3 separate regions of the Mus musculus genome follow, and regions 1 and 3 are each linked to region 2. Evidence: chromatin loops called from intact Hi-C (ENCODE). Cell type or tissue: heart. All regions are shown on one strand. Region 1 overlaps Erbb4 (erb-b2 receptor tyrosine kinase 4). Region 2 overlaps Erbb4 (erb-b2 receptor tyrosine kinase 4). Region 3 overlaps Erbb4 (erb-b2 receptor tyrosine kinase 4).

Evidence for each region. Peaks named below come from ENCODE experiments on the same cell type or tissue, not always from the same donor. Only the 100,000 strongest peaks of a DNase experiment are listed, where the experiment ranks them.
Region 1: a loop joins it to region 2, with 5 times the contacts of the local background. A loop is called at or near these places in 4 of 42 quality-filtered maps.
Region 3: it touches region 2 in a loop (4-fold over the local background); 5 of 42 quality-filtered maps call a loop at or near these places.

The regions. Positions count from the first base shown.
Region 1 is chr1:68,501,531-68,504,030 of GRCm38, forward strand. The region is part of intron 3 of Erbb4 (erb-b2 receptor tyrosine kinase 4); the gene reads right to left. Among named protein-coding and RNA genes, the nearest start is that of Gm51744, 450 kb to the right of the region's middle. In heart, no CTCF peak of the experiment used is centred here; no DNase peak of the experiment used is centred here; H3K27ac peaks cover 506 bases.
Region 2 is chr1:69,105,185-69,107,684 of GRCm38, forward strand. It overlaps Erbb4 (erb-b2 receptor tyrosine kinase 4), which reads right to left. Exons shown (of 27, transcript NM_010154.2): 1 at 2,491-2,500. Among named protein-coding and RNA genes, the nearest start is that of Erbb4, 1.6 kb to the right of the region's middle. In heart, no CTCF peak of the experiment used is centred here; DNase peaks (open chromatin) are centred at 1,007, 1,477 and 1,947; H3K4me3 peaks cover 2,500 bases; H3K27ac peaks cover 2,500 bases.
Region 3 is chr1:68,976,525-68,979,024 of GRCm38, forward strand. All of the region lies in intron 1 of Erbb4 (erb-b2 receptor tyrosine kinase 4), which reads right to left. Among named protein-coding and RNA genes, the nearest start is that of Gm51744, 21 kb to the left of the region's middle. In heart, no CTCF peak of the experiment used is centred here; no DNase peak of the experiment used is centred here.

The DNA.
Region 1 (2,500 bases), 600 kb before region 2:
TTCTAAAAGGAAGCAGCTACCCAGCATTCTCGGCATCATTAAATAAAAAATAAGAAGAAAAGAAAATCCATAAGTAGTTTATGTTTCTCTTTTAACAGGAGTAGAATTGCTAATGACTCTTGTTGTGGTGAAGTCCAGTATTCAGTCAATTGTGGCCAAATGGCATTCCAGTCATGGAAGGTATGCGACCTACTGACCCTAGAGTACAGCAGTTCACAGTTGTATTTATAGACCAGTGTGAGCCTAACTCTCTAGTTTGCCTTTCCCACGTGTTACTTGGCTTTCCTTTTACAGATTTCAACCACTGTCAGTCCACTAGCCACCTATCATCCACATTAACCTTCATTATACCTGCACATACGTCATTTTAGGCAATTGGAAAGGATGAGGATTAAGGTCATAGTGTGTATGTTCATGAATTTTGTTTAGCAGTTATGAGAAGTATACACACAAAGTACTTATTCTTTCACATTTTAAAATCTTTTTGTTGTTAAAATACTGATGAATTTTGTTTTACATTTTCTCAAGCTATTTTTCCTTTTCCTATTTCATAGATAATATTAGAGCCTTAGAAAAGTAGCATTTATTATATTTCAGTTTCAAAAGTATCTTTTAAGTTCAGATAGTGCATTTAGCAGTAATACTTTGCATCACATTTATTGTGTCTTTCTAATAATACGTGATGTAAAGAGCATGTTATCAGACATTATGAAGCTAATTTCTAAGCAATTTCAGAGTTTCCAAATTACACTTTCTTGCCCGACAACCTATAAAATGATGTGGCTTTGACTTTTTCATTATCCAATTTGACAAATTATGTATATTATTGTTTATGGCAGTTGTAGTAGTTTATAATCAAATAGCCAACCATTTTCTAATTTGACTTAAGACCCACTCCACAATATGGAACCTACATTTGACATGCCTGGGTAACCAAAGACAGATAGTAGATAGCTCAGAGACCTATAGTAAAAACAAATATTACTTCCTATGCCCCCCCAAAAGAGCAGTAATATTACTTTTAATGACATTTGCTATAGTCATAGCTAGGTGCCTTGCTCAGCCATCATCAGAAAAGCTTCCTTCTGCAACAGATAGAAACAAGTATAGAGATTCACAGACAAAGTTTTAGCTGTGAGTGAAATACTTTAGAACACTCAACTCCCAATTGGGTTTTCTCTATCAAATCTCTTCATTTAGAACCCAGAAAACTCCAATGAAGAGAAGCCACTAAGAGCCAGAGAGAACAGAGGCACTAAGGAGGCAAAGCCCTCTAAATCAACATGATCAAAGTTCATATCAGCTCACACAGACTGAGGCAGTATGCACGGGGCCTGCAAGGGTCTGCACCAGGTACTTTACATATATTATGGATTCCTTCCATATAGTGTTTTCATAAAATTATGAATGTGAGAACAGTGGGTCTCTGACTCTGGCACCTCCTCTCAGAATAAATTTTAAAGAGGAATCTAAAACCAGATCCCTTTATTGCTGTAGTTCCTCAATAAATCATAACCAGAAGAAACCATCTATTGTCAATCCACTATGTTCATCCTGATTGAAAAGTCAAATTCTATACATTTGGTTTTAAAAAATTACTAAAATTGGGGTACAGTTAAAATGAGCTTAGTAAACATGAAGAAATTACACTTGATTTCAAGTCAGCTTGTCTAACTATCCTGTTGTAACCCTGAATCCACTTTCCACACTACTGCTTCATGAGCACACAAGTTGTTTTACACCTGTTATCATAGAAACGCTAGCCTTGCACATGGTAAGCCAAGGCTTTGGAATCCCATCACATGCAGTGTTCCAAAGATAAACACCCATGAGTGTCCTCAACTGTAAAGCGATCCTATTTAAAAAGGAGAACTTCAAAAAAGTAAATGGCTCTTTTATTCTCATCTAGAAATTCTCCTCATGAGAGCTAGGGTTTCTGAGAACAGCAGCACACAACACAGTTGTTCTTGTCTCTTAAAATAGCACAGATCGAACATTTAATCTTTCTGTTGCCCACTTAAACTCTAAACTCTAAATACTATTTTTTGTTAACACAAACTCTCTGTCTCTCTCTGTCTCTCTGTCTCTGTCTCTGTTTGTCTCTGTCTCTGTCTCTGTCTCTGTCTCTCTGTCTCTCTCTCTCTCTCTGTCTCTCTCACACACACACACACACACACACCAAGAATGAGAGAGAGTGAGAGAGAGTGAGAGCTTAATTAATTTGAATTTCTCATAATGTAATACAAATCATATGAAGCGAAAGCAAAAGAAAACACTTTTTACGGTGAGAAACCTAGAAGGGAAAAATGTCTTTGCAAGTATTGAAAAGAAGAATATCAGATTGATCAAATAAAAAAAAATAACATTGCATTAAAAATATCGCCCTTCAAAGTAACTCTGTTTTAAGTAGCTACACTTTAGACAAGGATTTAGAGACTATTTATATTGAGGGGTAATTATATTTCTAATTCTGGTGCTATATTTAGCCATTTACTGAGAC
Region 2 (2,500 bases):
CCAAAACAAACTCCTCCAAACTGCTGCTGACTGCTAACCGCGAGAGAGGAGACGCGCGCTATGTATTTACTTGGATAGACAGCCACACACATGCACAGCCGCAAACAGAGCCTCACTCTCACCAGACAGCGACTTGTTTTGATAATAGCACTACATTAAAACCAGCTGAACTTTCTCTGTCAGGTGTGGTGGAGGCGCCTGGAAAAAAAGAAGAAGCCCTTGGGGGCACAGACAGTTTCCAATAGATCACCTAAGTATGCTTGTTGCAATTATACCGAGGATACACCCGAGAGCTTTTCTTTGTGCGGCCCTTTCATCTAGATCACTTTGTGTTTTGAACAAGTGAGGCTCTCTTTTGTGCCCCTAGAATTTCAAGTACAGAGTCACACACGAAACAACAATGGCACGCTAATCCTCCTGCTTCTAAATGGGCTCACTTGTGGGTCTGACAATTCGCCCAGGGAAAAGAGCAGAGGGAGCTGGGCGCAGGCTGGTGTCCTCTGAGACGCGGAAGGGGACAGCTGCAGAACTAATTTGGATTACATTCCTTGCCTAAATTCTGAAAAGGGCTTTTCGGCATAGCCCCAACCGGGAGCTGCAGAGTTAATACCAAATTGCTGTGGACTTGAAGCGGGGATCCCCCCAGCGGCCCGGGCCACGCCAGACAGCTCCCTGGTAGGGTGGCCTGATAGAAATTCCTCTCGGCTAAGCCTGCATGACAGTGGCAAGTGTTTTTGAATGGGTCAATGTGCATAATCAACCCATTGAGGGGAAAGGCAAAGGGCTCCGAGTCGGGGGCTAGAAAGGGATGTATCTAGGCGGCCGCCTGGAATCTCAAGTCCTTGCTGCTGCTCTGATTCCAGAGGTGGCTGGAGCGCAGGATCTGGTATGCAGGAAGAATTTCAGAGTCACTGGGAGTATGCAAACGGCCAGCACAAATGGCGCACATGTGCCATTCGAAGGTCATTTTGAACCGCTCAGAGATTGTAACTTGTTATTTACTAGGCGAGGAGGAAGAGGCGGGAGCGGGGGCGGAGCGGGAAAACTAGCAAGCTGCAGCTTTCTCGGTGAGGTCAGAAGGACACCCTCTAGGGACCTAAAGCTCTCCCTGTCGCCACTCCTGAATGTTTTATCTTCTCAAGCTGACGCCCACGTTCCCGCCACCAGCCCCGGAAGGTTCCGGAAATCTCTCTGCCTTCTCCAAAAGCCCTCTTCTCTCCCCTCTGGGCCAGGTCAGACACACAGATTCTCCTTAGTCCTTTCGCGTCCCCTCCTCTCATCCCCGGGGTAACTCCCAAGAGTCAAGAAACTTTGAGCTCCTCTACATCGCAGCTGCTGTCATTGGCTCTGGCGGCCCCAGCACGACAGCGACACTGTTTCTCTCGGGGTCAATTAGTCCTTTTTCTGTCCAAATACCTGGGGCTTGGGCGATCCAGCCAACAGTGGCAGCGCTCAGGACGCCGCCACCCGGCCCGCCTCGGGCTAAGTCAGTGAGCGCCACCCGCGAGCTCTGCAGCCCGGCAGGGCAGTAAACAGAAGTTTAGGCCAACCCCAAGTTGCACTACTGGAAGAACTCTTCCCAGAGCCAAGTCCAGCATGGGGAGGGAAGGCCGAGCTCTGGACTCAGTATGCCAGGCTCTTTTAGAGAGAGAGAGAGAGAGAGAGAGAGAGAGAGAGAGAGAGAGAGAGAGAGAGAGAGAGAGAGAGAGAGAGAGAGAGAGAGAGAGATCATGCTGGCTGAAGAGTCGCACGCCCAACACACACACACACACACACCCTCTTTCTCGCCCCAAGTCAATCTCAAGACAGCCTAGAGATGCCAACTAAGAAGGCCCAGAGTCCCTGGCCCCCGGCCGAGGCGCGCACCCGGTGCGCTCCAGCTGCCCGGATAGGGCTGGGCGTCCGGTGTGACCCCGCAGGCTACTGGAGACTCGGGCCAGGGACCCTGCGCCAGCATGCTCAGGTGCCAAGCCCGGCTCCCCGGCCGCGCTCCGCCGCAGCCCTGCACCCCGGGGAAGGCCAGCCAGGCTCAGCTCAGGAACCTCCTGGCAGCCCGAAGAGGTGCAGCGATTCTCCGGTTTGGTTTGATTCCCCCCCCCCCCCTTCCCAGCTCGAGAAGGAGGGAACCTCCACTGACGGGCTCAGGTCTCCCACGCCCCGAACAACGGGCGCCACCAGAAGCGATCCCGCTTAGGCTCCCAGAAAACGCGCGAGAAAGAAAGAAGGGGGCTAAAGAGAGGGCGAGAGGGGGGACAATAATATAGAGGGTGGCAGGAAAGCGAAGTCATTTGTAGCATCAATTAAAAACACACGCACGCACACACAAAGGTAAGTTTGGGATGGAGCTAGGGGCGACCCAAGGCAGAAGCCCGGTCCCTAGGGTCCCTGGAGCCTAAGGGTGACAGAGGGGCGAGGGAGAAGGGAAACACCGGAGGCAGTGGCGGGTTCAACAGCTGGAGCGCGACCGGGAACCGCGAGACCGCGACCCACCTGACTGAGA
Region 3 (2,500 bases), 130 kb before region 2:
GGGAACTCCATTTAGAATCTTTGGATCCCTTAATATAAAAGGAGTCCCTGAGGGATGTAGGTCACTGTGTGTGGGATGGATGCTAGAGTTGTGGCTGCCAGTTCCTATTATATTCTCTGCCATGAATTTAACTATTTTCTAATCCATGATGGACTGAAAACTTGGGCCAAGATAAATCTTTTTTTTTTATTATTCTATGGGGGTTTTTTGGTCAGGTTTTGTAGTTACAGCAATCTAATAGTATCTAAGACAGGTATTGGGAGTCAACAGGTCCTATAGCTTAAAACTCTATATGCAGTCTAATCTCCTTGCCTATTTATAGAAAATTAGTAAGCAAACTGTGTTCTCTACCTGAATAATGCTCACATATGTACCATTTCCTTAATTATAAAGCTATTGGTAAGTTCCATTACCTTTTCTTACTGAAAATTTGAAACAAACGGATCCAGGGAGCAAATTGACCTTTCTACTGTTCACCCTAACTTGCCTCCTTTTGCACAACACTACTTTCTATACCTAGAAAAGTTCCCCACAGTCTTGTATGTCTAGCATTAAAGTACTATCATTATTTTCACATTTCATCCACATTTATCCATCAGGCCAATAAGATACTTGACTATTCGGTTATTGAATCTTCTTGAGGTAGTATATGTCTCTGTTTGTTCTCCTGCTGCTCTTTTAGAGAAAAGACTGGCTTGTCCATCTCTCATTCAAGGCCTTGCATGCTACATGGCTGCTGTACTTTCTTCATAAAACTTGAAGGGTTATTTAAATTGTATTCAAATGGATGAAGCTGATCAATGATTTGGCAAAAAGTGAGGAACTCTAAAATTTCATAATTATATTTTTACTCCTTCCATTAAGACAAATAAGCAAATAAAAATAACCTTGAGGCCAGGCATAGTAACTGTCATCCCAGCATTTGAAGGCTGAGGCAGGAGGATCATCATGAGTTCTGGCTAGCCTGGATTATATATTAAACTACCGGAAAGCCTGCTCGGGAGAATAAATCCCTTTCTCAAAAATCAAATCCTTGAATTTATTAAGCTGAGGATACTTCAAAAGGTATAGATTATGTACATTCATCTATAAAGTAATATGTTTATACTTTTCACTCTATATATTATTTATGATTAAGAAATTTCAGTTATTTTATTTATATATCATTTATATTAATGTCTAAAAAATTTATTTGCATTTGAGATCAGGCCTCTTATGCTACCATTGCAAGATCAAATCTCCCACCCTGCCTCTACATTCAGTGTGCAGGGATAACGAAAGCGCAGGGAAAGAACAGTAACAGGAGGCATGGTAAAAGATCTTGCTTTGGTCATGAAACTAATTGTAATTAAGCCCTTAGCTTTCTAGTAGAACTGAAGAACTATTAGGAACTGTTTTAAAGTAACAGAGGCCGAACCAAATAAATCAAGAACACTCAAATTTCTTTTTAAACCTCTTGGCTATATAGTTCTTATAATTCAAACTATTGATGAAACCATGAATATTTTGAAACTTATACATTTTCTCTTTCTTTCACAGGAGGCACTATTTTTGATGTACCAGTGCACATAGTTAATTTTCAATTCTCCCTATGTAGATCTGCCAGTCTATGATATTTAAGTATTAATAAGATTCATAACATAGCCAGGTGGGCAAAATAAAACTAAGTTTATAAACTTAGAAAACTAAATATAAGCAAATCCAGTGGGAGTTTCATTGTGACTTAGAAAGCATGTGTATCCTAACTAGGTCTTTTGTGTTTTCCATAATAACTGTAGTTTTAATTTAATACACTTGGCCACTGTAGTTGGAAACGATTACAATCTTTAACGTATGGAGTGAAATTTATCCTGAAATTTCTATTAAAGAATTAAATTTAATATCCCTCTGTACGTGCACTGATTTCTCAAGAGTGCACTTGTTGTGGTTTATGCGAACAACACAGCAAGAAGCATGATTCTAGCAAACACTGGCTGCATACCTAGCATGTTCAGAGCACTGTGTAATTAACAAGTCCCATTTAAAAAAAACTAAATATAAAATGTAGTTCTCTAGTCTCTCAAGGCTCTCTACCAAAAATTAATATCAATATCAGAATATTCTCATGAATTACAATGAAAGTAAGCAAACGCTACCTTGGATATACCTTTAGAGAAAGGGTAACACTGGAGTCCAGCTGTCTTGATATCGTGAGACTGTTAAATATTTAGTTGAGCAACGGTTTGTAAGCACATAACTTATCTGATTTTCTGACTAGACTTTTAGAAAAAGCTGCAGAGAAATTGGGAAATCAGGACAAAGTACCTGATTTTATAAGTCAGAAAGAACTAGCTGAAATTCAGAAAAACTTCTCAGTTAGTTTTACTATTCAAAACAGATTAAGCACATTGTCAGAAATTTTCCTTTTTATAACATTGTATTTGGAGTTGTCAAAATAAAACAAAACAGATCCTTCAAATATATCTCAAAGCTAAGGGTAGTTAATAGGATCTTGAAAGGA